2 separate regions of the Homo sapiens genome follow, and region 2 is linked to region 1. Evidence: chromatin loops called from intact Hi-C (ENCODE). Cell type or tissue: HCT116. All regions are shown on one strand. Each heading gives the region's core, and the rest is flanking DNA. Links, peaks and the distances in the headings are about the cores only.

The links. Hi-C counts contacts between places; a loop is a spot of excess contacts. Peaks named below come from ENCODE experiments on the same cell type or tissue, not always from the same donor. Only the 100,000 strongest peaks of a DNase experiment are listed, where the experiment ranks them.
Region 2: a loop joins it to region 1, with 14 times the contacts of the local background. A loop is called at or near these places in 10 of 110 quality-filtered maps.

Annotation. Positions count from the first base shown.
Region 1 is chrX:78,021,911-78,036,965 of GRCh38, forward strand. It overlaps ATP7A (ATPase copper transporting alpha), which reads left to right. Exons shown (of 23, transcript NM_000052.7): 15 at 7,340-7,534; 16 at 9,490-9,672; 17 at 11,695-11,911. Among named protein-coding and RNA genes, the nearest start is that of PGAM4, 60 kb to the left of the region's middle. In HCT116, for the core only: a CTCF peak has its summit at 7,961; no DNase peak of the experiment used is centred there.
Region 2 is chrX:76,546,214-76,562,909 of GRCh38, forward strand. No RefSeq gene overlaps it. Among named protein-coding and RNA genes, the nearest start is that of MAGEE1, 130 kb to the left of the region's middle. In HCT116, for the core only: a CTCF peak has its summit at 9,785 (motif pointing right); a DNase peak (open chromatin) is centred at 9,788.

The DNA of each region.
Region 1 (15,055 bases), core at 4,767-12,766:
GACTGATTCTTTCTAAATAATGTCCACCTACGCACTGGGAGGATGGGGTGGGGCCCCTGGAAGTTCACCCCGTTTGTATAGGGAAGGAGTCTGGACTGACCTGTTCCTGGGTGGTACCTGGGGTTCAGTCGGTGAGGTGGAGAGCCTGTTAACAGGACTCAATCTCATTTTGTTGAGTTGTTTTTCCTTTTTCCTTTTTGGCCAATAAATTCCTTTCCCCTCGCCCTTCAAAGTGTCTGCAGACCTAATCTTTTCCTGGTCGTGTGACAAGAATCTGTTCTTTTTCTATAACAACATGTATACATATGTGAAGTTTATGGAAGCATAAGCCTAGAAATCTATGAAAGCCCCTTCCAGCTGTGTTTCTATATAGATCTATAATTCTTGGATGAATATTTAAGTATTTGAGAACTTAACCTAACACTGTAAAACTGTTACTGATAAGAGCTGCAGTGAGCCATGATGGCACTAATGTACTCCAGCCTGGGCAACAGAGCGAGACTCCTACTCAAAGTAAATAAAGTCTTACTTTGTTGTATTTATTTATTTTATTTTTTATTCAGGAGGTACATGTGCATGTTTGTTTGTTTGTTTGTTTATTTATTTATTTATTTATTTATTTATTGCGACAGAGTCTTGCTCTGTTGCCCAGGCTGGAGTGCAGTGGCACGATCTCGGCTCACTGCAACTTCCACCTCCCAGGTTCAAGTGATTCTCATGCCTCAGCCTCCTGAGTAGCGGGGATTACAGGCTTATGTCACCATGCCCGGCTAATTTTTGTATTTTTAGTAGAGATGGGGTTTCGCCATGTTGGTCAGGCTGGTCTCAAATTCCTGACCTCAGGTGATCCACCTGCCTCGGCCTCCCAAAGTGCTGGGATAACAGGCATGAGCCACTGTGCCCGGCCCGTGGATATATTGTTTATTACATGGGTATATTGGGTGATGCTGGGGTTTAGGCTTATAGTGACCCCATCTCCCAAACAGTGAACATAGTACTCAATAAGTAGTTTTTCATCCCTTGCCCCCCTCCCTTCTTCTCACCTTTTGGAGGCCCCACTGCTCATTGATTTCATCTTTATGTCCATGTGTAGCCATTGTTTAGCTCCTGCTTATAAGTGAGAACATGTAGTATTTGATTTTCTGTCCCTACGTTAACTCACTTAGGATAATGGCCTCCAGCTTCACCTATGCTACTCAAAGGACATGATTTCTTTTTTTATGGCTGCATAGTATTCCATGGTGTATATGTACTACATTTCCTTTATCCAGTCCACCATTGATGGGCACCTGGGTGACTCCATGTCTTTGCTATTGTGAAGAGTGCTGTGATAAACACACACATGCAGTTGTCTTTTGATAAAACAATTTAAAATAAATATAAGAAAATCCTTTGGGTAGATATCCAGTAGTGGGATTGCTGGGTTAAATGGTAGTTATATTTTAAGTTCTTGGAGAAATCTCCAGACTGTTTTCCGTAGAGGTTGAACTGATTTACATTCCCACCAACAGTATATAAGTGTTCCCTTTTCTCTGCATCGTTGCCAACATCTGTTATTTTTTGATTTTTTTAATTATAGCCATTCTGACTGGTGTGAAGGGGTATTTCATTGTGGTTTTAAGTTGCATTTCCCTGATGATTAGTGATGTTGAGTATTTTTTCATGTGTTTTTTTTTATCACTTGTATGTCTTCTTTTGAGAGGTGTCTATTTATGCCCTTTGCCCACTTTTAAATAGGGTTGTTTTATCCTTGTTGATTTAAGTTTCATATAGAGTCTAGATATTAGTCCTTTGTTGGATGCATACTTTGCAAATATTTTCTCCCATTCTGTAGGTTCTGTGTTTATTCTGTTGATTGTTTCTTTTGTTGTGCAGAAGCTCTTTCGTTTAATTAAATCTCCTTTATTAATTTTTGGTTTTGTTGCAATTGTTTTTGAGGTCTTAGTCATAAATTCTTTCCCTAGGATAATGTCTAGAAGAGTTTTTCCCAGGTTTTCTTGGGGTTTTTATAGTTTGAGGTTTTACATCTAAGTCTTCAATCTATCCTGAGTTAATTTTTTTATATGGTGAGAGATATGAGTCCAGTTTCATTCTTCTGCATATGGCTAGCTAGTTTTCCCAGCACCATATATTGAATAGGGTGTCCTTTCCCCATTGTTTGTTTTTGTCAACTTTGTTGAAGACCAGTTGGTTGTAGGTGTGGGCTTTATTTCTGGGTTCTCTATTTTGTTCAGTTGATCTACGTGTCTATTTTTGTATCAATACCACGCTGTTTTGATTACTATAGTCTTTTAGTATAATTTGAAGTCGGGTAATGTGATGCCTCTAGTTTTATTCTTTTTGCTTAGGATTGCTTCGGCTATTTAGGTTCTTTTTCCATATGAAATTTAGGATTGCTTTTTAAATTCTGTGACAGAGAACATTAGTAGTTTTATAGGAATTGTGTTGAATCTATAGATTGCTTTGGACAGTATGGTAGATAGGATTAGGGTTAGACATGGAGAGAAGATCATCTCCTGCCACACCCTTCCCCCACACCTACAGTGCTGCGGATGCAGCAGTGCTATTTCCCACCAGGGGCCAGCTAGCGCACACTTGGACAAAGCATATTTCATGCTTTTCATGGTGGCTCCACCCCTACTGCAAGTGAGTCACGTGCCGCTTGGGTTTTTTCCAAGGGCGAGGCTCAACTCCCTCTCCCGACAGAGTGGCACTGTCCCAGCAAGGAGGGACAGACAAATCACTGAGTTGCCTGCTTTGGTCTGGGGGAAAAGACTAACCCAAACCCATTTTAGTGGTAGCTATCAGAGGGGCATACTCATGGGAACCAAAGGACAAAGTCCTTATGAAATGAAGGTCAGGAGCCCTATAACAAGGGCACAAAAGAGAAGCTGATCATGTTCTTGCTGGCACAGGATCAGGAGTGCGAGTGCACCCTAATATAATCTCTTCCCACCACCCCTGCATCAGGGCAGGTGCTTCTACCTGGCACCAACCTACCTGCTGTCTCTTACTCTTGAGTGCCATCTACTGGTGTGTATCCTGAACTGCATCATAAAATTTAAAATCTGCTAACAGAAGGGCTTAGTTCTAGCCCTTAAGATAAGTCCACAGGGACCTCTGCACCCTAAACCCTATAGGAGATTGTTAGCTCTAATGGCTAATACCTCACTACAAAAAGCAGCATCTGAGAAAGCTATGGCATAGAAGCTATCCACAACCAAGTAATCTGTACAGCACCTTGGACCCCTGAAAGCACCAAAAACAAAGCTAAATGATCACACACAACATGCACCACAGTAAAGCACCCAAGGGAAAAAAAAGAAGGAAAGAAAACGTCCCTTGGAAATGATAGCAAATTCAAAAACAGGAAGCAAAAGTTCCCTTGGATGGGAAAGAATCAGTGCAAGAACTCTAGCAGTACAAAAAGTGTTTTCACACCGCCAAACGATTGTAATAGCTCTCTAGCAACGGATCCTAAGCAGACAGATAAGTAATTTAAAATATGGATTGCAAGGAAACCTCAATGAGATCCAAATGAAAGTTGGAATCCAATGTAAAGAAACCAGAAAAACGATTCAGGATATGCAAGACGAGGTAGCCATATTAAGAAAAAAAACAAATGGAACTGCTGGAACTGAAAAATTCAGTAAAGAAATTTCAAATCCAGAGAACTCCTGCAAGACACTATACAAGATGACCATCCTCAGGGCACACAGGCATTAGAATATCCAAAGTCAATGCAAAAGAAAAATATCTTAAAGGCAGCTACAGAAAAGGGCCAAATTACCTACAGAGCAAAACCCATCAGGCTAACAGCAGACTTCTCAGTGGAAATGTTACAAGCTGGAAGTGATTGAGAGCCTATTTTTAGTTTCCCTAAAGAAAAAAAAAACTGGCAACCAGGAATTTCATATCCTGCCAAATTAAGCTTCATACATGAAGTAGAAACAAAGTCTTCCTCAGACAAGCAAACAGTAAGGAAATTCATCACCACCAGACCAGAGCTATAAGAAATGTTCAGAGAAGTTCTGAACATGGAAACAAAAGAATGATACTTGCTACCACAAAAACATATATAAATACAAAGCTCACAGACCCTATAAAGCAATTACACAATTGAGACTACAAAGAAACTAGCAAACACTACCATAAGGAACAAAAACTCATATATCAATATTAAACTTGAATGTAAATGGCCTAAATACTCCACTTAAAAGACATAGAGTGGCAAATTGGAATAAAAAAACAAGATCCATCCTTTTGCTGTCATCAAGAGACCCATCTCAAAGGTAATAACTCATAGGTTGAAGGTGAAGGGATGGAGAAAGATCTATCATGCAAATGGAAAACAAAGAGCAGGGGTTGCTATTCTTGTATTACATAAAACAGAGTTTAAATCAACAATAGTTTTAAAAAAAGGCAAAGAAGGGCACTACAAAATGATAAAGATCTCAATTCAACAAGAAGATTTAACTATCTTAAATACATATGCACCCAACATTGGAGCATCCAGATTTATAAAACAAATACTGCTAGACCTACAAAAAGAGGTAGACTGCCATACAATAATAGTGGAGGACTTCAGTACCCCACTGACAGCACTAGAGAGATCATCAAGGACAAAAATTAGCAAAGAAACTCTGCACTTAAATTGGATTCTCAACCAAATGGCCCTAATAGATATCTACGGAATACTCCACTCAATAACCACAGAGTATATATTCTTCTCATATGAACATGGTACATTCCCTAACATTGATCATCGGCTTGATCATAAAGCAAGTCTCAATAAATTAAAAAACAACTAGATCAGATCAAGCGTCTTCCTAGACTCCAGTGGAATAAAATTAGAAATCAATACCAAGAGGAACTCTAAAAGCCACACAAGTACAGGGAGACTAAACAACCAACTCCTGAATAACTTTTGGGTAAACAATGAAGTTAATGCATTTCGGCCGGGCGCGGTGGCTCATGCCTGTAATCCCAGCACTTTGGGAGGCCGAGGCGGGTGGATCCCCTGAGGTTGGGAGTTCAAGACCAGCCTGGCCAACATGGTGAAACCCTATCTCTACTAAAAAATACAAAAATTAGCCAGGCATGGTGGCACGCACCTGTAATCCCAGCTACTTGCGAGACTGAGGGAAGAGAATTGCTCGAACCCAGGAGGTGTAGGTTTCACTGAGCCTAGATCACGCCATTGAACTGCCGCCTGGGCAACAAGAACAAAACTCCGTCTCAAAAAAAAAAAAAAAATCTCTGTTCCTGATGACATGATTCTATACCTAGAAAACCATAAAGATTTCTCCAAAAGACTCCCAGACCAGATAAACTACTTCAGTAAAGTTTCAGGGTATAAAATCAACATGCAAAAATTATTAGCATTTCTATACACCAGCAACGTCCAACTCGAGAACTAAATCAAGAACTCAATCCCATTTACAATAATCACACACAAAACATACCTAGGAATACATTTAACCAAGGAGGTGAAAGATCTCTACAGAGAGAAGCATAAAACACTGATGAAAGAAACTGAAGAAGACACAAACAAATGGAAAAACATTCCATGCCCATGGATTGGAAGCATTAATATTAAAACTACCATACTGTCCAAAGCAATCTATAGATTCAACACAATTCCTATAAAACTAATGTCCTCTGTCACAGAATTAAAAAAGCAATCCTAAAATTCATATGGAAAAAGAACCTAAATAGCCAAAGCCATCCTAAGCAAAAAGAATAAAACTAGAGGCATCACATTACCTGACTTCAAATTATACTGCAAGGCTATAGTAATCAAAAGCATGGTATTGATACAAAAATAGACATGTAGATCAATTGAACAAAATAGAGAACCCAGAAATAAAACCACACACCTACAACCAACTGATCTTCAACAAAGTTGACCAAAACAAGCAATGGGGAAAGGACACCCTATTCAATATATGATATTATTATATGGGATTACAGACATGAGCCACTGTGTCCAGCCCACTACTGTAATATTAAAAAGTTTCTTTAAGTGATTCATGTCTGTTTAGTACACACTGAACAAAAGGATTGTTGGGAAGTTTTTTTGGTATTTATTTATTTATTTATTTATTTATTTATTTATTTATTTATTTTTGAGACAGGGTCTCGCTCTGTTGCCCAGGCAGGAATGCAGTGGTGCAATCATGGCTCACTGCAGCCTCAAACTTCTGGGCTTAAGCGATTCTCTTACCTTAGCCTCCCGAGTAGCTGCAACTGCAGGCATGCACCACCATCCCTGGCTAATTTTTTTTTTTTTTTTGAGACCGAGTTTCGCTCTTGTCACCCAGGCTGGAGTGCAATGGCATGATCTCGGCTCACTGCAACCTCTGCCTTCCAGGTTCAAGCAATTCTTGTGCCTCAGCCTCCCAAGTAGCTGGGATTACAGGCATGTGCCACCATGCCCAGCTAATTTTTGCATTTTTAATAGAGACGGGGTTTCACCATGTTGGCCAGGCAGGTCTCGGACTCCTGACCTCAGGTGATCCACCTGCCTTGGCCTCCCAAAGTGCTGGGATTACAGGCGTGAGCCACTGTGCCCGGCCATACCTGGCTAATTTTTCACAAATTTTTTTTGTAGAGATGAGGTCTTACCATGTTGCCCAGGGTGGTCTCAAACTCCTGGCCTCAAATGATCCTCCTGCCTTAGCCTCCAAAAGTACTGGGATTACAGATGTGAGCCCGTGCACAGACCAGCAAGTAGCTTGGAATGTGTTTCCTTCAGGAATTTTTCTCATGAGTTCAGGATGTCTTAGATTTCTTCTAAAACTACCAATTATATTTTTCCCACATGAGCAAACACTGAACGTCACTAAGAGCTTAATTAGCAGATATACTTGGTTCACATTGTTATGTCCAAAAGGATTTTGTTGAAATATGACTAAGGTCCCTTTGCATGCCATGTGATTCTTTTTCATTGTCTTTCAAGAATAGTGTGAAAGGCAGAATTATGGTTTTACTCTACAGAGATTGAGAATTCTGTTTATTCAGTATCAAATTTTTTGAAAATTATGTCTCACATTTGCAGCTATTTCTGAAAATTTCTAATAAAAACATTCATTCTCAATATGGAGCACTTATATTCAGTCCATAGTTTGTAATTCTGGAATCTCAGTATGTCCCAATTTCTTATATTCATAAAAGAAAGAAAGTGTTTTCTTACCTGTAACTAAAAAATATATGTAGGTAGCTAGGTAGGATATGTCACTTTTTAAATTGTGGTTTTATTTAAATAGTGTTAAGTTTTGTGTCTTTTGTTTTGTACAGCTCTAAATCAATAACCAAAATTTATGCCTTTCTTCTAAAGGGCTACAATAGAAGTATCTCCCGAACAGAAACGATAATACGATTTGCTTTCCAAGCCTCTATCACAGTTCTGTGTATTGCATGTCCCTGTTCACTGGGACTGGCCACTCCAACTGCTGTGATGGTGGGTACAGGAGTAGGTGCTCAAAATGGCATACTAATAAAAGGTGGAGAGCCATTGGAGATGGCTCATAAGGTAAGACAGTCCCCAGAACTAAAACCTGTACCACCAAACTATCAATAGCACCCCTCACATGTGAGAAACACATACTCCTAAATTATTTCTCTGTGGTCCATGAGCTGAGCTGCTTCTAGGACTATCCAGAGATTTGAGGTAGGAAAGGTGTTATTTTGGTTCTGCTTCAGATTGGCCTTTGTTACCTAAGATTCCTAAAACTACTCCAGGCCTATTTATTAGAGCAGACCCTAATGTGGAAAACCTGGACTCCTATCCTAGCTCAGACTAGACTAGTCTTTGTGGCAGAAAGACAGAATAGGTGTTTGCCCAGGAAAATTTGCCAAACTCCAGCAGCCTTCTAACCTATTTGTGTGTGACTTGTTTTCTTCACTGGGACCTTCAATTGCAGTGCCGTTTCTTTGCCTTTGCTGCCACCAGCCGACAGTTTGCAGCTATGACTTTAGGAATATAATCCTATCTCTGATCTCATATTAGGATTTCCATAATCATCTCAAAGCTACTTGACTTCAACTAAAACCATGTTTCTACTAGTATGTTCTTATTATGAGGATGTAAGCTATGTACAGAGGTATATAGTAAACATAGAACATATCTTAGAACAAATCTGGAAACTCACCTCGCCAGAGAATACAGGCTAGTAATTTTTATAGACATTTTAAACTTTGATATAATTTCAAACTTAAAAGTCGCAAGACTAGCCTGGCACAGTGGCTCACGCCTGTAATCCCAGCACTTTGGGAGGCTGAGGCAGGCGGACCACGAGGTCAGGAGTTTGAGACCAGCCTGACCAACATGGTGAAACCCCGTCTCTACTAAAAATACAAAAATTAGCTGGGCGAGTTGGCACACCTGTAATCCCAACTACTCAGGAGACTGAGGCAGGAGAATCGCTTGAGCCCGGAGGGCAGGGGTTGCAGTGAGCTGGGATCGCGCCACTGCACTCCAGCTTGGGCGACTGAGCAAGACTCCATCTCAAAAAAAAAAAAAAATGTTGCAAGACTAGTACAAAGAACTCCTATATGCCCTTTACTGCAGTCGTTGGGCTCTTTTCCTAAGAATAAGGACATTCTCTTATGTAAACTGTAGTACAACTATCAAAATCAATAAATTAATATTGATATGTTGTTATCTGATCTGTAGTCCATGTTCCAGTTTCCTCAGTTGTCTCAATAATGTGCTTTATAGCTATTTTTCCCCTGTCCAGAATCATACTTTGTTGGTTTATTTTTCTTTTCTTTCTTTCTTTCTTTTTTTTTTTTTTTGAGATGAAGTCTCGCTCTATGGCCCAGGCTGGAGTGCAGTGGTGCGATCTCGGCTCACTGCAACCTCCACCCACCAAGTTCCAGCGATTCTCCTGCCTCAGCCTCCCGAGTAGCTGGGATTACAGGCATGCACCACCATGCCCAGCTAACTTTTTATTATTAGTAGAGACGGGGTTTCACCATGTTGGCCAGGCTGGTCTCGATCTCCTGACCTCAGGTGATCCATACACCTCAGTCTCTGAAAGTGCTGGGATTATAGGCTTGAGCCACCGCACCTGGCCATTTACCTTTATTCTTATAATCATTTCCCTACTGCTTAGATTTCCTCATCAGATCTATAATTCATTATATTGAAAGCCTTTCTTTTTTACCTTGAGGCACTAGAGGCGTCTCTTAATTACCTATTAACAGTCAACCCTTAAAAATTAGCTCTAGTTGTTTAACATATATTCACAGTTATTTAGCATGAACAAACAGTTCAGCATTGGCAGAGGAGAGCTGTTGTGTATAACTAAGAGTATTTCTTCTTTTATTTTCCCGAAGACCATCAGTTTTTTAAGTCAAATTAAGTCAAAGGTCAGTTTACTAAGAAACTAAATAGTCATCTCTTTGTCAAAACAGACCTTTTTCTTATTTCTGGAAAGGTGATGTGGAGGATCATCAAGTCATTGTATCTTAATTTTTTTACAGGTAAAGGTAGTGGTATTTGATAAGACTGGAACCATTACTCACGGAACCCCAGTGGTGAATCAAGTAAAGGTTCTAACTGAAAGTAACAGAATATCACACCATAAAATCTTGGCCATTGTGGGAACTGCTGAAAGTAACAGTGAACACCCTCTAGGAACAGCCATAACCAAATATTGCAAACAGGTACATTTTTTTCCTCTTGTTTATTAGTGTAGTCATCTCCTGTAGGAATTCCCCGGATCAAATCTAGTCTGGTGTTTGACTGTGATTTGCATATATAGTTGGTATGAGGCTAAAAAGACTTGTATTTTCTCATTTAATTGTATGTAACTTATTTCTTCATACAGACAAGTATACAGATGAAAACAAATGAACTATAATCCTATCACACAGATAACTCCTGTTGACATAAAAAATTAAAATAGAAGTTATACATATTTGTGGTAGGACAATTCAGATAGTTCAGAGAATTACATAATGAAAATTGTAAACCTCATTCCCTGCCCCCTTCCATAATTCCTCTCTCCAAAGTTTAACAACTGTTAACCTATTAACAGTCTTTTAAAATGACAGCTTTATTGAGATATAATTCATATACTATAAAGTTCACCTTTTTAAAGTGTACAATTCAATAATTTTAGTATAGTCATAAAGGTGTGCATCTGTTAACCGTTTTTAATGCATATAGCCACATATACGTATTTATCATCTTTTAAACTTTATACAGAAAGGTCATACAATGATCAATCTTTGTTACCTTGCTTTTTTATTTTATTAAGTGAATTTTCCTGTCAGGAAATGCAGATCTGCCTCATTGTTTTTAATGGCTGTATTATACTCTATAGTGTGAGTGTTTGTTTTTTTTTGACTTTTGCAGTATATACTCAACATCCTTATCAGTTTTTGCAAGTCTGTCTCTACATTAAATGCCTATCAATGCAATTGCTAAGTCAAAGGATGCATGCAGTTAAATTTTGATGAATGCTACCAATACCCATATGATGAATATTACCAATATACATGAGGGGTTATACCAATTTATACCTGCACCAAAAGTTATGAGTGCTCATTTCCCCACATTCTTACCAACGCTTTATTTTTATTTTCTCAATTTAATAGGTGAAAAAATATTTACTTGATGGTTTGCTTTGCATTTCCTTAATTATGAATAAGGTTGAGCATCTTTTTATATATGTATTGACCATTTGAATTTCTTTTCCTCTAACCTGTTTGTATCTATGACCTATTTTTCCACAGAGTTGTTTGTCTTTTTCTTATTCATTTGCATGAGTTCTTTATGAATTGTCTCACATTAATTTTACACTTAAAACGTGGCAGTTTCTACCATTGGTGTTGCCATTTATTTATTTGTTCTTTCTCTTTTACCTATTACCTATTACTGACCTGGCTTCCTTACACCCAAATCAAACAGCAGAGAGGATGAAGCTATAAAAAGCTAGGAAACAATGAGGGCCCCCAGAACTTTTCGGCTTGCTAAAGATGTAGACTATAGAGCAGATGGAGAGCCTCCGGTAACTAAAGGCCCTATACTTTGTTACTCTTTGCCCTGTACTGAGTAGAAAACCTGACTTGACTATGGAGTTAAAAATTTAATTTGTAATTATCTACTGGAAAGAGCAGAGAATACTGATAAGCTTTCCATGTTTTCTATAAATTTTAGAGAGTGGGATTAAAACAAAGATTTTTTTTTATTATTGTTTTTGAGACAGAGTCTCACTCTGTCACCCAGGCTGGAGTGCAATAGCGCAATCTCAACTCACTGCAACTTCCGTCTCCTGAGTTCAAGTGATTCTCCTACCTCAGCCTCCCTAGTAGCTGAGATTACAGGTGTGCACCACCACACCTGGCTAAATTTTTTTGCACTTTTAGTAGAGACAGGGTTTCACCATTTTGGCCAGCCTGGTCCCTCTGCCCACCTCGGCTTCCCAGCCGGCTTCTTCAGCTGGGATTACAGGCATGAGCCACTGTGCCTGGTCAAAACAAAGACTTTGAGGCTCTTCTGTAACTTTGAATGTTATGTTTGATGCTCTATTCCTTTGTCCTTATCAAAATCCACTGTCAAGTAGGCAATATGTGACAATTTTATTATAAACATTTAGAATTAACTAGGGGTTTTTATCTTGCTAATGAATGACCTTGCATTATCAGAACAGTAGAGGAAATCCTTTTGTTTCTGTTTGTTAGGAGCTGGACACTGAAACCTTGGGTACCTGCATAGATTTCCAGGTTGTGCCAGGCTGTGGTATTAGCTGTAAAGTCACCAATATTGAAGGCTTGCTACATAAGAATAACTGGAATATAGAGGACAATAATATTAAAAATGCATCCCTGGTTCAAATTGATGCCAGTAATGAACAGTCATCAACTTCGTCTTCCATGATTATTGATGCCCAGATCTCAAGTAAGCTAATTTTCTTTGTAGTACCAATTATGGGGCAGTTATGAACAGATGGCTAACTTTATAACCCTGAACTGTTATAGAAGAAACAAAAATTGGCATCATAATTTCATTTCCTCAAGTCAATACCCTATGCCTTCTGATCATTTAAATTAGTCAAGAATATTTCCCAACTGTGGTCATTGACACCACCATAGGGTGATGAGGTCTAGCCTTAGCTGATCATCCATGATCATTCTTTTGTCACTACAACTACTCCAAACCTTTTCTATCTTTCACAAGATCCTGTGACTCTCTCCTTTGTCCCTCTGCAAATTATCTTATTTTTTATATAGAAAATTATGGTTCTTGGGCATGTGTTCTTACATATTTTTGCCCAGAATCATTCCTTTTTTCAGGGAAAGCAGTATCCTTCATCTTGCCTAATGAATCCCTTCATCTAGATCCCACCCTCTCTTGATTCATCAGGGACCTCCCTCTTTCTGTTAGGTCCCCTTGCTGCTTTATTTTTCATCTCTTTCTGTTTTAGCTTCTTTTCTTAAACATATAAACATTTCTTCCATCAAAATCACTATATTCCCATCTAGATTTTGTCCTTTCCCATCTATATTCCCATATAGATTCTGTCTTTTTCTTTTATATCCAAGTTCTAGAAATGGTAATCTAGGTTTGTTGAATTCACTTACTCCACAGTCATGCCTCAGTTCATTGCAGTCTGGCTTCTCCCCCATCCATACTACTGAATCCGTTCTTTCTAAGTTAACTGATGACCATTGACCTCACTGCTCTCTCCAGTGGTCACTTTTCAGTCCTCATCCTGCAAGACCTCATTAAGATATTTGACAATGTTGACCATCCCTTCCTTCCTAAAGGATGATTCCATGACCCTGCTTTGTCTAGATTCTCCTCTCACCTCCCTGGCTGTTCCTTTTTTTTTTTTTTTGAGAAGGAGTCTTGCTCTGTCACCCAGGCTGGAGTGCAGTGGTGCAATCTCAGCTCACTGCAACCTCTGCCTCCTGGGTTCAAGCAATTCTCCTGCCTCAGCCCCCAGGAAGCTGGGATTACAGGTGTGCGCAGCCATGCCTGGCTAATTTTTTGTATTTTTAGTAGAGATGGGGTTTCACCATGTTAGCCAGGATGGTCTCAAACTCCTGACCTCAAGTGATCCACCCACCTCAGCCTCTCAAAGTGCTGGGATTACAGGTGTGAGCCACTGCACCCCTGGCTGTTCCTTTTAATTGTCCTTTGGTTCCTCATTTCTCTTGCTTTCAAATGTCGTATGTCGTCAGGGTTTTGTTCTTTGTCTTTTTCTCATTTTATAATACATACTCTCTCTGTACAATCTTATTCATGCTCATCACTTAGTCTACCACCCACAGACTTCCACTACCGCTCTAAAATCCATATCTTTAGCTAAGTCCTGTTTCCTTGGCTCCATGCCGATCTATCTATCTGCCCCCAAAACATGATCTACCCACCTAAGTGTTCCAACACCTCCCTCCCGATTTGTGCCTGAGTGATTTTGCTAACATGGAAATCTAGTCGTGTCACTCTCTAACCAGTACCTTTTATTACAGTGTTTTATAAGCTGTTTTTGAGCCATAGACCTTTGGAGGAATATGATGAAAGCTATGGGCCCACCCCTCAGAAAATTTTTGTTTCAAGAGATGCACATGTATCCTGAAACCCATCCACGGGTCTCTGTTAAGGATCCCAGCTTTAATGGGTCTCTCTCTCCTATGGGACAAAGTCCAGTCTCTCTGGACTTTGTTTTAGATCTGTTCCCCATGATATGTCTCCTGCCTCCCTGCATCACTCATCTTCTTTTTCCACTACCGCATATGTACTCCATGTTCCATCCCTACCTAACTACTTACAGTTCTTCCTTACGGTGTGTCATTTCCTTATTAGATCATTTCATTTACCATTTTCTCTATGTAATGTTCTTGTTCACAAATGGCATCTATCTCGTGAACTTACGCTTATCTTTCAAGACCCAGCTTATATCTCTCTCTTCAGTGACACCCTCATTGACTGACATATATTGACAGAGGTATTTGCTCTTCTTCCTGAATCATAACTGTACTTAATCTCTGTTACTGTACTAGGACAGTGTATGATAATTATATATTTACCTGCCTGTTTCTACTAGTCTGTGACTTCTTTATTATTTGTCTATGAACTTCTAGTATCAAGCACAGTGACAAATAGGAAATTCATTTGACAGCTTTTATTGAGCACCTACTGTGTGTCATGCACTGTTCAAGGCACTAAAGAATCGGCAGTAAACAAGATAAACTAAGTTCTTATTTCATGGAGCTTACATTCTTGGTGGAAGAACACAAGAGAGTGAGCAAATAAGAAAATACAATAATTCCAATGGAGATAGTGCTGTGGAGGAAAATTAAGTGGGGCAAGGGGCATAGGGGTGCTGGGAGTAGTGGGTTCTGTTTCATATAGGGTGATCAGGGTAGGCCTCACTGAGAAGGTAGTGTTTGAACGAAGATCTGAGGGGATGAGAGAAAAAGCTATGTGGATTTCTGTGGCAAACACGTTCTAGGCAGGAGAAATAGTAAGTACCAAAGCCTTTAGTCAGGAGTGTGCTTGACTTGTTTGAGGAATGGCAAGGAGAACAGTGTGGCAAGCGCAGAGTAAATGGATGGGCAAGGGGTATAAGACAAGGTCAGAGAGGTGGTTTGGGACTAGATATGTAAGGACAAAACCAATATGACAGTTTTGAGTAGAGGAGGGACAAAATCTGACTTAACATTTTAAAAGTAAACCGGGCGCGGTGACTCACGCCTGTAATCCCAGCACTTTGGGAGGCTGAGGCGGGTGGATCACTTCAGGTCAGGAGTTCGAGACCAGCCTGGCCAACATGGTGAAACCCTGTGTCTACTAAAAATACAGAAATTAGTCGGGCGTGGTAGCAGGCACCTGTAATCCCAGCTACTCGGGAGGCTGAGGCAGGAGAGAATCTTGCGGGGATTCGGGGCAAGGGCAGAAGCAGGGAGATGAGTTGGTGGACATTGTCATAATCGAGGTGAAACATAATGGTAGCTTGGACCAGTATAGCAGAGGTTGTAAGAAATGATAGAATTCTAGATGTGTCTTAAAAGGAGAGTCACAGATTTTTCTCATGGGTTG
Region 2 (16,696 bases), core at 5,315-13,314, 1.5 Mb before region 1:
ACTCTTCCAGTATTATTGTGTGGGAGTCTAAGTCTTTTTGTAGGTCTCTAAGAACTTGCTTTATGAACCTGGGTGCTCTTGTATTGGGTACATATATATTTAGGATAGTTAGCTCTTCTTGTTGCATTGATCTTTACCATTATGTAGTGCTCTTCTTTGTCTTTTTTGATCTTTGTTGGCTTAAAGTCTGTTTTATCAGAGACTAGGATTGCAACCCCTGCTTTTTTTTTTTTTTTTTTGCTTTCCATTTGCTTGTTATATATTCCTCCATCCTTCTATTTTGAGGCTATGGGTGTCTGTATCGAGATATTTGTCTCCTGAATACAGCACACAGATGGCTCTTGACTTTTTATCCAATTTACCCTCTTTGTCTTTTAATTGGAACATTTAGCCAATTTACATTTAAAGTTAATATTGTTATGTGTAAATTTGATCCTGTCAATATGGTACTAGCTGGTTATATTTCCTGTTCATTGATTCAGTTTCTTCATAGTGTCAACAGTCTTTCCAATTTGGTATGCTTTTGAAGTGACTGGTATTGATTTTTCCTTTCCATATTTAGTTCTTCCTTCAGGAGCTCTTGTAAGGCAGGCCTGGTGGTGACAAAATCTCTCAGCATTTGATTTTCTGTTAAGGATTTTATTTCTCCCTCACTTATAAAGCTTAGTTTGGCTGGATATGAAATTCTAGGTTGAAAATTCATTTCTTTAAGAATGTTGAATATTGGCCCCCACTCTCTTCTGGCTTGCAGTGTTTCTGCAGAGAGATCCACTGTTAATATGATGAGTTTCTCTTTGTTGGTAACCCAACCTTTCTCTCTGGCTGCCCTTAACATTTTTTCCTTCATTCAACCTTGGTGAATCTGATGATTATGTGTCTTGGGCTTGCTCTTCTACAGTAGTATCTTTGTGGCATTCTTTGTATTTCCTGAATTTGAATGTTGGCCTGTCTTCCTAAGTTGGGGAAGTTCTCTTGGATAATATCCTAAAGAGTGTCTTCTAACTTGGTTCTATTCTTCCTGTCACTTTCAGGTACACCAATCAAACGTAGGTTTGGTCTTTTCACATAACCCCATAATTCTTGGAGGCTTTGTTCATTTCTTTTTATCCTTCTTTCTCTAATCTTGTGTTCACACTTTATTTCATTAAGTTGATCTTAAATCTCTGATATCCTTTCTTTCACTTGTTCAATTCGGCATTTCTTATGTATGGCTCATGAATATTTTGTGCTGTGTTTTTCAGCTCCATCAGGTCATTTATGCTCTTCTCTGAACTGTTTATTCTAGTTAGCAGTTCCTGTAACCTTTTATTAAGGTTTTAGCTTCCTTGCATTGGGTTAGAACATGCTCCTTGAGCTCGGAGGAGTTTGTTATTACTCACCTTCTGAAGCCTATTTCTTTCAATTTGTCAAACTCATTCTCTGTCCAGTTTTGTTCCCCTGCTGGCAAAGAGTTGTGATCCTTTGGAGAAGAGTTGTTCTGGTTTTTGGAATTTTCAAACTTTTTGCACTGTTTTTTTTTTTTTCATCTTCGTGGATTTCTCTAATTTTTTTTTGAAAGGAAATAATAACTTTATTATCAAATTTGAGGACTATTGAGACTATGATAAAATTTTCTTCCTGCTGCTGCCTCATAATATTTCAAGAGACATATTCTTTTTTTATTATACTTTAAGTTTTAGGGTACATGTGCACATTGTGCAGGTTAGTTACATATGTATACATGTGCCATGCTGGTGCGCTGCACCCACTAACTCATCATCTAGCATTAGGTATATCTCCCAATGCTATCCCTCTCCCCTCGCCTCAACCCACAACAGTCCCCAGAGTGTGATGTTCCCCTTCCTGTGTCCATGTGATCTCATTGTTCAATTCCCACCTATAAGTGAGAATATGCAGTGTTTAGTTTTTTGTTCTTGCGATAGTTTACTGAGAATGATGATTTCCAATTTCATCCATGTCCCTACAAAGGACATGAACTCATCATTTTTTATGGCTGCATAGTATTCCATGGTGTATATGTGCCACATTTTCTTAATCCAGTCTATCATTGTTGGACATTTGGGTTGGTTCCAAGTCTTTGCTATTGTGAATAATGCCGCAATAAACATACGTGTGCATGTGTCTTTATAGCAGCATGATTTATAGTCCTTTGGGTATTTACCCAGTAATGGGATGGCTGGGTCAAATGGTATTTCTAGTTCTAGATCCCTGAGGAATCGTCAAACTGACTTCCACAATGGTTGAACTAGTTTACAGTCCCAACAACAGTGTAAAAGTGTTCCTATTTCTCCACATCCTCTCCAGCACCTGTTGTTTCCTGACTTTTTAATGATTGCCATTCTAACTGGTGTGAGATGGTATCTCATTGTGGTTTTGATTTGCATTTCTCTGATGGCCAGTGATAATGAGCATTTTTTCATGTGTTTTTTGGCTGCATAAATTAAAAGACACAGACTGGCAAATTGGATAAAGAGTCAAGACCCCTCAGTGTGCTGTATTCAGGAAACCCATCTCACGTGCAGAGACACACATAGGCTCAAAATAAAAGGATGGAGGAAGATCTACCAAGCAAATGGAAAACAAAAAAAGGCAGGGGTTGCAATCCTAGTCTCTGATAAAACAGACTTTAAACCAACAAAGATCAAAAGAGACAAAGGCCATTACATAATGGTAAAGTGATCAATTCAACTAGAAGAGCTAACTATCCTAAATATATATGCACCCAATACAGGAGCACCCAGATTCACAAAGCAAGTCCTGAGTGACCTACAAAGAGACTTAGACTCCCACACATTAATAATGAGAGACTTTAACACCCCACTGTCAACATTAGACAGATCAACGAGACAGAAAGTCAACAAGGATACCCAGGAATTGAACTCAGCTCTGCACCAAGCGGACCTAATAGACATCTACAGAGCTCTCCACCCCAAATCAACAGAATATACATTTTTTCAGCACCACACCACACCTATTCCAAAATTGACCGCATACTTGGAAGTAAAGCTCACCTCAGCAAATGTAAAAGATCAGAAATTATAAGAAACTATCTCTCAGACCACAGTGTAATCAAACTAGAACTCAGGATTAAGAATCTCACTCAAAACCGCTCAACTACATGGAAACTGAGAAACCTGCTCCTGAATGACTACTGGGTACATAACAAAGTGAAGGCAGAAATAAAGATGTTCTTTGAAACCAACGAGAACAAAGACACAACATACCAGAATCTCTGGGACGCATTCAAAGCAGTGTGTAGAGGGAAATTTATAGCACTAAAAACCCACAAGAGAAAGCAGGAAAGATCCAAAATTGACACCCTAACATCACAATTAAAAGAACTGGATTTATCTACTTTTGGTCTTTGATGTTGATGACCTTTGGATGGGGTTTCTGTGTGGCTGTCCTTTTTTTTTTTTTTTTTTTTTTTTTGATGTTGACTCTATTTCTTTCTGTTTGTTAGTTTTCCTTCTAACAGTCAGGTGTCTCTGCTGCAGGTCTGCTGGAGTTTGCTGGAGGTCCACTCCAGACCTTGTTTGCCTGGGTATCACCAGCAGAGGCTGCAGAAGAGCAAATATTGCTGCCTGTTGCTTTCTCTGGAAGTTTCATCCCAGAGGGGCACCTGCGAAATGTCAGCAGGAGCTCTTCTGTATGAGGTGTCTGTCGACCCCTGCAGGGAGGTGTCACCCAATCAGGAGGCACGTGGGCCAGGTACCCATTTGAGGAGGCAGTCTGTCTCTTACCAGAGCTCAAGCGCTATGCTGGGAGATCCACTGCTCTCTTCAGAGCCAGCAGGCAGGAATGTTTAAGTCTACTGAAGCTGTACCCTCAGCCTCCCGTTCCCCCAGGTGCTCCTTCCCAGGGAGTTGGGAGTTTTATCTATAAGCACCTAACTGGGGCAGCTGCCTTTCTTTCAGATATACCCTGCCCAGAGAGGAGGGATCTAGAGAGGCAGTCTGGCTACAGCCTCTCTGCCGAGCTGCAGCGGGCTTCACCCTGTTTGAACTTCCTGGCAGCTTTGTTTACACTGTGAGGGGAAAACCACCTACTGAAGCCTCAGTAATGGCAGACTCTTCTGTCTCCACCAAGCTTGAGCATCCCAGTTTGACTTCAGACACCTGTGCTGGCATCAAGAATTTCAAGCCAGTGGATCTTAGCTTTCTGGGCTCTGTGTGTGTGGGATCTGCTGAGCAATATCACTTGGCTCCCTGGCTTCAGCCCCCTTTCTAGGCTGGTGTTTCAGTCGCCACTGGGGTATGAAAAATAACTCCTGCAACTAGCTGGATGTCTGCCCAAATGTTTACCCAGTTTTGTGCTTAAAACCCAGGGTCCTGGTGGCATACGCACCCAAGGGAATCTCCTGGTCTGAGGGTTGTAAAGACCATGGGAAAAGCATAGTATCAGGGCCGGAGTGCACCATTCCTCACAGCACAGTCCCTCAGGGCTTCCCTTGGCTAGGGCAGAGAGTTTCTCCACCCCTTGCACTTCCCAGGTGAGGTGATGCCCCACCCTGCTTCATCTCACCCTCAGTTTGCTGCACCCACTGTCTAGCCAGCTATCTCAGTTGGAAATGCAGTAATCACCCACCTTCTGCCTTGATCTCACTGGGAGGCACAGACTGGAGTTTTTCCTATTCTACCATTTTGCCCGCCACCAGCTGATGTCCTTTACAATGCATCACGGCTACCTCTCATGGAAGGAAAATTGAGGATACTAGCCTGTTAATTTCCTGATGGTATTTTATAGGGAATCCATTAGTGGTAAGAAAGTGTCTTTCCTTCCAAATGGCAGCATGAGCATGAACTAAGAAAGAATACTTGGAGTCACTGTAAATGTTAGCTACCTTTCCTGTACTTATTTTAAGTTTAGTTGTAAGAGCTACCAGTTCAGCTAGTTCAGCACTTGTGCCTGAAAAGCGTGGTGCACTTTCAATAAAATTATTTAGAGTGCCTACTGCATATCCCACTTTATGGACTCCCTGCTCCACAAAGGAGCTCCCATCCATGAAGAGGGTTCAGTCTAGATTTTCTAGGGAAGTTTCCCTGAGATCTTCCCTGGCTGCATATGTCTGTACTACAATTTATTCACAGTCATGTTCAGGGTTCCTAGTTTTCTTGGGGAGGAAATTTTCTGGGTTTCAGTGAGAGCAAGTTTTTAATTGGATTGTAGATCCCTCTAACAGCACAGTCATATATATATATATACACACACATACATATATATATACACACACACACACACACACACACACACATATATATATATTTGAGATGGAGTCTCGCTCTGTCACCCAGGCTGGAGTGCAGTGGCATGATCTCAGCTCACTGCAACCTCCATCTCCTGGGTTCAAGCAGTTCTCTGCCTGAGCCTCTCAAGTAGCTAGAATTGCAGGTGCCCACCACCATGTCTGGCTAATTTTCTTCTCTTTCTTTCTTTTTTTTTTTTTTTTTGGTAGAGACAGGGTTTCACCATCTTGGCCAGACTGGTCTTGAACTCCTGACCTTGTGATCCATCAACCTCAGCCTCCCAAAGTGCTGAGATTACAGGCATGAGCCACTGTGCCAAGCCAAGCCTGATATTTAAGGAGCTGGCTGTCTGTTTCCCAAAGGCTTCTCCTAGAGGGCAGTAATTCTGCTACATTATGTGGAGTATAAACAGTTAAGCCATTTCCCAGGGTTAATTTGGTGGCCTCTGGTACCAGTAGGGCCACTGTTGCAACTGCTCAGTGGCATGCGAGCCATCTTTAGCCACCAGATCAAGTTTCTTACTCAGGTAGTAACTTACTCGGCCTTACACTTGCTGTTGATCTGGTTCTCGGGCTTGAGTTAAAACTCCCAGGGCCATTCGCTTCCTTTCAGATGCATAAAGATTGAAGGTCCTCCCTACAGGAAAGCTGAGTGCTTGAGTAAGCTTTAAGTGCCTTAAGTAAGCCTTGTTTTAACTGATTAAAGGCATTTTGAGTTTCAGGTTTCCAGGTTAGGAATTGAGATTTAGCCACTTGAGTTTCTTTCATGAGGTGATATAAGGGGCAAGGTATCTAACCATACTCAGGTATCCATAGTCTGCAAAACCCTGTAATGCCCCAAAATTCTCTCAGTTGCTTGATGGTTTTAGGAAAGGGGAAAGAGAAAATGGGTTTAGTCTTTTATTTCCCCAATGCTCTGGTTCTTTCAGACAATACTAAACCCAAACACTGAGGTTTGGCAAAGCTGGGCCTTGGATTTTGAAACCTCATATCCTCTGTTATTTAAGAAATTAGGAACTTCAGTGCCTTCCTGAGAAGCTTCTTCAGTTAGGGAACTGAACAGAACAGATGACAGAACAGAATGTCATCTACATATTGTAAACCCCTGACCTGAGGATGGGAAAACTCAGAGAGATTATTTGACAGTTCCTGTCCAAACAAGTGAGGACTATCTGGAAATCCCTGAGGCAGTTGTTCATGTTGTCTGGGCAGTTTGGCCAGAGGGATCTTCAAAACAAATGGGTATTGAGAATGAGGATATAATGGTATACTGAAAAGGGCATCCTTTAGATCTAGGACTGTGAACCACTTTCTTCCCTCAGGTATTTGAGTCAGCAAGGTATAGGAATTAAGAACCACCAGAAGAATGGTCTCATTAATGAGACAAAGGTCCTGAACTAGTCTCCATTCCCCATTGGGTTTTGCACTTCTAATATTGTTGTGTTGCAGAAGCTGCTACAGGATTTAAGATGACTCTGCATTTTCAGGTTTTTCACAATGGTTTCTAGCCCCTTTCTAGCCTCTGACATTAGGAAATATTGTCTCTGGTTATTAAAAGAAGTGGGATCCTTATGATGGATTTGGACTGGCCTAGTGTTTACAGCTCAACTTATTCTTCCTTGGGTTGCCCACACTTCTGGATTAATATTAGCTTCCACTGGGGGAGACAAAGAGTTTGTCCTGGGGCCATAAAGATGCTGGCCCCCATGCAAGCTAAAATGTCTCTACTTCATAAGGGAGTGGAACTTTCAGGCATGATTAAGAAGGCATGGTCCCCCCAACTATGACTAAGGTGTTGAGAAAAATATTGTGTTAAAATTTCTCCTGAGACACCCATCAGAGTCATGCTATGGAAAGATGGGGGGCCTGGATTGGAGAGAAGAGAGAGATTTGCTCATGTATCTAGAAGGGGTTCCACCCTCTTTTCTTCAATTTCCAGAGACCTGGGCGTCCTTAGCATTAATGGCAGTTTGAGCCATTGGAGCTAGGGGTTTGAGCCCTGGGACCCATCAGTCTTTCTGGACCATCTATGAGACTGGTTCTGGACACAGTGACCTCCATCTCTGCAGGCAGTCTAATCTCCACTCGTCCCCACCACAGGCTGGACAGGGTCAAAGTGGCTTCTTCTTGCTTCCTAGGCACTACTTTTTAAAGTGTCCTGAGTTGCCACACCAGTAGCAATTAGCAGATGCACCTTGGGGATCCTGGACTTTGCTAGCCTGCAAAGCAACCATAGAGTGTCTGTCCCTCACTTGTGTTTCCTCTCCTTTTCTTGGGCCTCCTCCTGGTCCCTATTATAAAAGACTGAGGTGGTCACCCTCAAGAGATTTTCCAAGATGCTATCTGGTTGTATAGACTGTTTATGCAGTTTCCTTCTAATATCAGGAGCTGGCTGTGTAATAAACTTGTTCTTAAATATTAGCTGTCACTTTACTGAATCAGGAGATAAAGAGGTGTGTTTCATTAGTGCCTCTCTGAGCCTTTTTATAATGGCTGAGGGATTCTCAACTGGCTTTTGTTCTATCATAGACAGTTTAAAGTAATTAAAAAGTTTGCCCCTAGTTCTTCATAAGCCCTATAATATGCACCTTAAAAAGTGTTTATTTTTTTATTCAACTATTGAGTCATTGAGATTTCAATCAGGATTATCAAGAGATACTGCCTCTCTTCCTACTGGGGATGATGGTTCCCATATTTTTTCACCTTTCCTATCTCCTCTTTTCCTTTTTGACCTGCTATAGGAGACATATTGCTCATCTCTGAACTTCTCTGCTGCCTGCAGGGCTGCCTGTTTTTCATCAGTGGTTAGGGATTGGCTTAGGAGCAGCATAACATCTCTCCATGTGAAGTCAAACACCTGAGTTAAATTTTGGAATCTATATATCTATCAAGGTCATCAGAAAATCAGTCCAAGTCTCCTCCCTTATTTGCCTAAGGTGCTATAATGAGAAAGGATAATGAACCCTAGTGGCATAACTTTCTTTTTTTTCAGTTTTTTATTTTTGAGATGGAGTCTCACTCTGTTGCCCAGACTGGAGTGCAGTGGCACAATCTCAGCTCACTGTAACCTCTGCCTCCCTAGTTCAAGCAATTTTCCTACCTCAGCCTCCCGAGTAGCTGGGGTTACAGATGCCTGCCATCACACGCAGCTAATTTTTGTATTTTTCATAGAGATGGGGTTTCACTATGTTGGCCAGGCTGGTCTCAAACTCCTGACCTCAGGTGATCCACCCGCTTCAGCCTCAAAAGTGCTGGGATTACAGACATGAGCCATCATGCCCAGCCATTAGTGGCATAACTTTCATTGGGCATTACCTGTAGGGATAAGAGTGAAGCTAGGGGAATGGGGACTTTTGGAGGTGATGGAACTGGAGAAGCTGATGGTGTAGTTGGAGAATACCCTGAGTAAGGTGGATAAGAAAGCCAAGGCACTCGATAGCTTCCTCAGATGGTTGCCCTGAAATTTTTTTTTCTAGTTTTGGGGAATCATTCCATTTGGGCCTTCCTGCTATGACTTCTAAAAGAGTTGGGTCAATTGTGTAAGCTTGCAAAGGTCTGGGTTGTCTCACAGGACAAATAAAGCCTCTACATAGGGGACCTTGGATGATTTGCTGTCCTGTCTACAGAAAAGATCTAATTGTTGGATAGTATTAAAATCAAGGCTTCTCTCACTGGAACAGGTCTATTCAGCCCCAAGTTGATAAGAAGGCCACGTCCTTGTGCAAAAGGAAATAAGCTGCTTTGTCTTCAAAGTCTTGGGTTCAAAGGAGTTTCAGTGCTTCAGAACACACTTGAGAGAAGTGCAGGCCAAAGATTGTCTGTTACTCATCTAGAAAAATAGAGAGGCAACCCTCTGCTCCTTCTTCACTTTGGAATAGCCCAGGGTGGAGGGAAAGACAGTGGGAGCATCTCCCCTGTTGATTTTCCTCTTTGGTTCCTTGGGCCCCAGCATCTATTAAAGGTGCCACAATGGATGCAGGGATGACCCGCAAGTATGAATCTGGAAGAGCTGGGAGGTAGGATTAGTCATGCTTCCCCATTCAACTCTAGTCCTCCACTGGTGATTTCCCTTCGATTTCCTAGACTTGTGTGATCTGCATGGCTCCCTGAGAGGTAGATTTTGAGAAAGACTACATAACAATTACATCTGGGCAAGACCCCTTAATGGAGGAAAATTATTGAGTTGAGCTCTATATTCTGCTATTATGTCCTGGATTTATTTAGTAAGGGAAATTTATGTCTGGTTAATTTCCAGACATAAAATCACCTTACTATGTGAGTACCATTTTAATTGGATGAAGAATAGTTGTCTTAAAAGAACTTAGGGACCAAATGGCTGTTTTCCTGAAGATGTAGACAGTATTGAGGATAAATGTGGTTATGGAGGACAATTTTCTTCTCGTTGTTGAGTTTCCCAATTCACAGAAGAGGCATAAAGCCTGATCTCTAGTAGAGGGGCATAAAAAGGGAGAATTGGGAAACTAGAGGTTTTCAGCACTGACAAGATCCCTCATGGACAGGATTCATATTCCACGAGGTGGCGCTGTAGACCTTAAAATACCAGGCAGTAGCTTTGTATCCATGTGCTCTCTAGACAAAAGAGAGAGAGAAAGAAATGTTCCTGGGGATGTGGGGGCACTCTTTTCCTAGAAAATCACAAAAACGTCAATCACTTGAGCTGTGTTCCAAGTTACTATGGCATTTGTTGATCCTGTATAACAGAATTATTTCTCTGAACTGTAAAAATTCCCACAGCATTGCATACAGAGAGGGGATAGGAGACACAGTCACTGAAATAAAAGAAGGAAATTGCAGTAGTAAAAGCTCAGAGATCTTATTGTGAAGCTTGGAGATCCTGTTGCCAAAGCCCAATGAGCTGTGAGGAGCTCGAGTTGGTCCAGAAGCCTTCACTTAACACTGGGGTGTGGCCCCGGCCAGAAACTGTCATTTGCCTCTAGACCTCTTCCAGACCTATGCAATGGCTAGGCTCTCTGTGAAGGAAAACTGGTTCAAAACAAAGCCAACATTCACAGCACCCTGAGGGTTCTGGGGAATAAGCTATGTTCTCCCCAGCAAGCCTGCCATCTATTTCTTTAGACCAACAGCTGCACTAACCACATCTAGGTGGCTGACTGATACCTGTTTTTTTGTTTTTTGCTTTTTGTTTTCATTTTTTGCTTGATTTTAAAATTGAGGAGAGGAGACCCTGGAAGTAAAAGTAGAGAGTTGGGCCCGGCTCCTATATTCACTCTTTCAATGAACCTAAATTGGGTCCTTGGCAATCCCCCACAAGGAAGTTGCCTAATTATTTGGGGTGACATTTATAGACAAACCATGGCCCAGAGGGGATTTCATCTCTTTTCTGAGGTTCATTGTCTCACGGCCACAAGATCAAGGATGCAAACACACAAAGAGTGAGGTTAAGAACAGAAATTTAATAGACAAAATGAAGATAATAGCTATCTACTACAGAGAGGGGTCCTGGAAAAATGAGCTGCTGATCCACTGTTAAATGCAGGCTGTTTTATAGATGAGCCAGTGGGGTGGTGGTGTCTTATCTACACAGGGTGTGAAAAACTGGTCATAATCAGATGTGCCATCTGCATAGGGTGGGAATCTCTGGCAGTCCTCACGCCAATATTTTATTATGCAATTGGGTTCTCTGCCTGAGCTTCTCCATGTTTCCCATTTCCTTCTTATTGTACATGTGCTAACAAAAAAAAGGAAGGTGAAACTTCCATGGTGGACATGCCTGGCCTCCAGGTAGCCCTTTTCTAATGGCACAGCTGCCAGCATTTCCTCATGTAAACTTCCAGCTTTCTTATATATGTTTGCAGCTCGATCTTTCAGGCTGTTCTTTGTTGTTAGAAAAAAAAAATTTTTCTGAGCTGCTTTTAGCTAGAAGGGAAGTTCTGCTGAATACTCATTTGCCCTCACTATCTGCCTAAATAATGTCTTTCTATCTCCTGTATCAATGCTGCTAGTAGATGTTCTTTGGTGCCTGGCCACTGAAGAGTTAGGTATTTATAATAGTGTTTATGGCATGGGATTGTTTGTATCTGTCCTTTTTCAGATGACTTTTCAGATATTCAAAAGGACTACAATATTGTGATCTAAGCTGTATCTGCTTTAGGGAGTAACCCAAGTCCAGTAACATTGTGGTTATACAGACTCATAGAGGTACCATCATGATGATTTGGGACAAGTTCCAGGAGAATTATTTGGATTACCAGGCAGAGATATTTGTTCTCTTCCCTTATTTTCTCCCCCCAAAATGTAGTCTTTCTCTCAGTTCTGAACCACTTTAAGCTGGGAGTAAAATGACATAAGCATCCCTGTGGCCGCCACCACTATGACAATTTTGAGTTGGACCTTAAGCCAGCACAGCACTGTGTCTTGACCAAGGCATGCTGTTAACACTTGCTGACTACTCTCTATGTTTGCTCAAGGTCCTGGGCCTCTACAATCAGTAGGTGCCAAGGCCAACCAGGCCTATGTCTTTTCCTTCAGGGCAGTGAGTTCCCCCATTTCTTTAGTTGGTCCAGAGATGCTCTCTGGTAGTCAGGGTCTACAGTGAAAAATATTAGAGTCCTATCTGATGATCTGTTTTACTTAACCTGAGCTGGCACTCAAAACACAAGATGCAATTCTTCCCATTCTTTCCTCTGTTTACCAAAGGCAGAGAAGCTTCACTTCTTAGCTACCACCACCACAGGCCATGTGGAGAGCTGCCAGACAATGGCCAATGTTTTCTTAAGCCCCAAGGGCTTTTGATATCAGCTTGTGATGAAGGCTGCTTTTCCTGGGATTCAGTTTTCAGGGCAATGTGTTCCCCTCTGGCCCAGGGCAGGTCCAGAAATGCCAGACAAGATCCAAATCCTGGAATCAGATACCCCAAGAGCCCACGTGGTGCTCTACCCCCTGTAGCCAAGCTGGTACCTAAGTTGTAAGACAAAGTTCCCTTTACTTTTTTCTCTACTTTTCTCAATTAGAAAGAGTTTTACCCTATGGTCACAGCAACTAAGAATCTACTAAGTCTCACTTAAAACCAGCAAGTCTAAGAGGCTCACTTAAGGTCCTCAATGAAGTGCCCATGTATTGCTGTTAGTTTTTCAGGGTCCAAGTTCTCCTCAGTTAGCAAGTGATGAATGCTTCCAGAAATGGGGTTTTTCCTTCAAGATTTTGGGTTTCCCTCTGGGCCACAATTTGTCTAGAAATGTAATCCAAGAACTAGGGCCTAGAACCTCACAACTCTGACCAGTGCACTATTGTGCTGTGGCTGATTGTATCCAAGATGTAAGACAAAGTCCTCCCCCACTCTTCCCTCTCCTCTCCTCAAGTGAAAAGAAGAGATCTCTTTTGAAGCCACAAGCTATGCCGTCTGGGGCTAGGGAAAGGGTACTTCCATCACTTTCTTAGCTGCCACAGCTGGTGCCCCACTAGGTTGTGTAACCCCTCTCCTTGTTCACTGTATCTGGGCTCAGTTCAACCATGGGGCTCACCTAAGAGTTGAAGTAACTATGGTCTAGACTGCCTTTCAGGTTTCTTAGAGACCCAGAGTATTTTATCCCTCGGTGGTGAGGCTTTCCGAAACTCAAGCTCTAACCACTGGATCTGGTAATTTCTTTCTAGTTAGGGCTTGTTTATATGCTCCTTCTGTGGGTGGGTGTCAGCTGAGTTTGATCCTGTTTTCATTTTTGCTCTAACAGCACAGCACTGAGTTAAACACATCAAAATTGCTGATCTCTCTCTCCTAAAGTGTCCAGAAGTCCTTTCTACACCATGCCACTGCTGCTGGGGTTTGAGGGAGATGTGGCATTTGCAATTCAAGACTGTTTTGCTACCTCTTTAGTACCTCTTTCATTGATATGAAGTTAAAACTTAGTACTACGAAAGCTCACCTAATAACTTAGTTTTTATGAAGGTTGTGTGTGTGTGTGTGTGTGTGTGTGTAGATAGTTGTCAAATTTGTTTCTTTGCAGTGAGGACATTCAGCGCAGCCTTTTACTCCACCATTATGTTCAACAACCCTCGACATTGACAATTTTTGTATGTTGCACATTCCTTGCATCTCAGAGATAAATCCCAATATAGGAGGAGGTTCCAAGATGGCCGAATAGGAACAGCTCCAGTCTACAGCTCCCAGCAGGAGTGACACAGAAGATGGGTGATTTCTGCATTTCCAATTGAGGTACCAGGTTCATCTCACTGAGGTTTGTTGGACAGTGGGTGCAGGACAGTGGGTGCAACCCAATGAGCATAAGCCAAAGCAGGGTGAGGCATCACCTCACCCAGGAAGTGCAAGGGGTCAGGGAGTTCCATTTCCTAGCCAAGGGAAGGTGTGACAGATGGCACCTGGAAAATTGGGTCACTCCAACCTTAATACTGCACTTTTCCAACAGTCTTAGCAAACGGCACACCAGGAGATTATATCCCGTGCCTGGCTTGGAGGGTCCCATGCCCACGGAGCCTCACTCATAGCTAGCACAGCAGTCTGAGATCGAACGGCAAGGTGGCAGTGAGGTTGGGGGAGGTGTGCATGCCATTGCTGAGGCTTGAGTAGGTAAACAAAGCCACTGGGAAGCTTGAACTGGGTGGAGCCCACCGCAGCTCAAGGAGGCCTGCCTGCCTCTCTAGACTCCACCTCTGCGGGCAGGGCATAGCTGAACAAAAGGCAGCAGAAACCTCTGCAGACTTAAATCTGCCTGTCTGATAGCTTTGAAGAGAGTATTGGTACTCCCAGCACGGAGTTTGAGATCTGAGAACGGACAGACTGCCTCCTCAAGTGGGTCCCTGAACCCCAAGTAGCCTAACTGGGAGGCATCCTGCAGTAGGGGCAGACAGACACCTCACATGGCCCAGTACCCCTCTGAGATGAAGCTTGCAGAGGAACGATCAGGCAGCAACATTTGCTGTTCAGCAATATTTGCTGTTCTGCAGCCTCCACTACTGATACTGAGGCAAACAGTGTCTGGAGTGGACCTCCAGCAAACAGCAACAGACCTGCAGCTGAGGGTCCTGACTGTTAGAAGGAAAACTAACAAACAGAAAGGACATCCACACCAAAATCCCATCTGTATGTCACCATAATCAAAGACCAAATGTAGATAAAACCACAAATATGGAGAAAAAACAGAGCAGAAAAGCTGAAAATTCTAAAAATCAGAGTGCCTCTCCCCTCAAAAGGAACACAGCTCCTCATCAGCAATGGAAAAATGCTGGACAGAGAATCACTTTGACAAGTTGAGAGAAGGCTTCAGATGATCACACTTCTCCGAGATAAAGGATGAAGTTCAAATCCAAGCACAAAGAAGCTAAAAACCTTGAAAAAAGATTAGACAATTGGCTAACTAGAATAACCAGAGTAGAGAAGTCCTCAAATGACTAGATGGAGCTGAAAACCATGGCATGAGAACTATGTGATGAATGCACAAGCTTCAGTAACTGATTCGATCAACTGGAAGAAAAGGTATCAGTGATTGAAGATAAAATGAATGAAATGAAGTGAGAAGAGAAGTTTACAGAAAAAAAGAATAAAAAGAAATGAACAAAGCCTCCAAGAAATATGGGACTATGTGAAAAGACCAAATCTATGTCTGATTGGTGTACCTGAAAGTGACAGGAAGAATGGAACCAAGTTGGAAAACACTCTGCAGGATATTATCCAGGAGAACTTCCCCAACCTAGCAAGGCAGGCCAACATTCAAATTCAGGAAATACAGAGAACACCACAAAGATACTCCTCAATAAGAGCAACTATAAGATACGTAATTGTCAGATTCACCAAAGTTGAAATGAAGGAAAAAATGTTAAGGGCAGCCAGAGAGGAAGGTCGGGTTACCCACAAAGGGAAGCCCATCAGACTAACAGCGGATCTCTTGGCAGAAACTCTACAGGCCAGAAGAGAGTGGGGGTGAATATTCAACTTTCTTAAAGAAAAGAATTTTCAATCCAGTATTTCATATCCAGCCAAACTAAGCTTCATAAGTGAAGGAGAAATAAAATCCTTTACAGACAAGCAAATGCTGAGAGATTTTGTCACCACCAGGCCTGCCCTACAGGAGCTCCTGAAGGAAGCACTAAACATGGAAAGGAACAACCAGTACCAGCCACTGCAAAAACATACCAAATCATAAAGACCATTGATGTTAGGAAAAAACTGCATCAACTAATTAGCAAAATAACCAGCCAACATCATAATGACAGGATCAAATTCACACATAACAATATTAACCTTAAATGTAAATGGGCTAAATTCTCCAATTAAAAGACACAGACTGGCAAATTGGATAAAGAGTCAAGACCCATAAGTGTGCTGTATTCAAGAGACCCATCTCACGTGCAGGGACACACATAGGCTCAAAATAAAGGGATGGAGGAAGATCTACCAAGCAAATGGAAAACAAAAAAAGGCAGGGGTTGCAATCCTGGTCTATAATAAAACAGACTTTAAAGTTCAAAATAAACAAAGATCAAAACAGACAAAGAAGACCGTTACATAATGGTAAAGGAATCAATTCAACAAGAAAAGCTAACTGTGTTAAATGTATATGCATCCAATACAGGAGCACCCAGATTCATAAAGCAAGTCTTAGAGACATACAAAGAGACTTAGATTCCCACACAATAATAATAGAAGACTTAAACACCCCACTGTCAACATTAGACAGATCAATGAGACAGAAAGTTAACAAGGATATCCAGGAATTGAACTCAGCTCTGCAACAAGTGGACCTAATAGACATCTACAGAACTCTCCACCTCAAATCAACAGAATATACATTCTTCTCAGCACCACAACACACTTATTCCAAAACTGACCACATAGTTGGAAGTAAAGCACTCCTCAGCAAATGTAAAAGAATAGAAATTATAAGAAACTGTCCCTCAGACCACAGTGCAATCAAATTAGAACTCAGGATTAAGAAACTCACTCAAAACAGCTCAACTACATGGAACTGAACAAACTGTTCCTGATTGACTACTGCGTATGTAACGAAATGAAAGCAGAAATAAAGATGTTTTTTGAAACCAATGAGAACAAAGACACAAGGTACCAGAATCTCTGGGACACATTCAAAGCAGTGTGTAGATGGATATTTATAGCACTAAATGCCCACAAGTGAAAGCAGGAAAGATCTAAAATTGACACCCTAACATCACAATTAAAAGAACTAGAGAAGCAAGAGCAAACACATTCAAAAGCTAGCAGAAGGCAAGAAATAACTAATATCAGTGCAAAACTGAAGGAGATAGAGACACAAAAAACCCTTCAAAAAATCAATGAATCCAGGAGCTAGTTTTTTTAAAAGATCAACAAAATTGATAGACTGCTAGTAAGATTAATAAAGAAGAAAAGAGAGAAGAATCAAATAGATGTAAAAAAAATCATAAAGGGAACATCACCACCAATCCCACAGAAATACAAACTACCATCAGAGAATACTATAA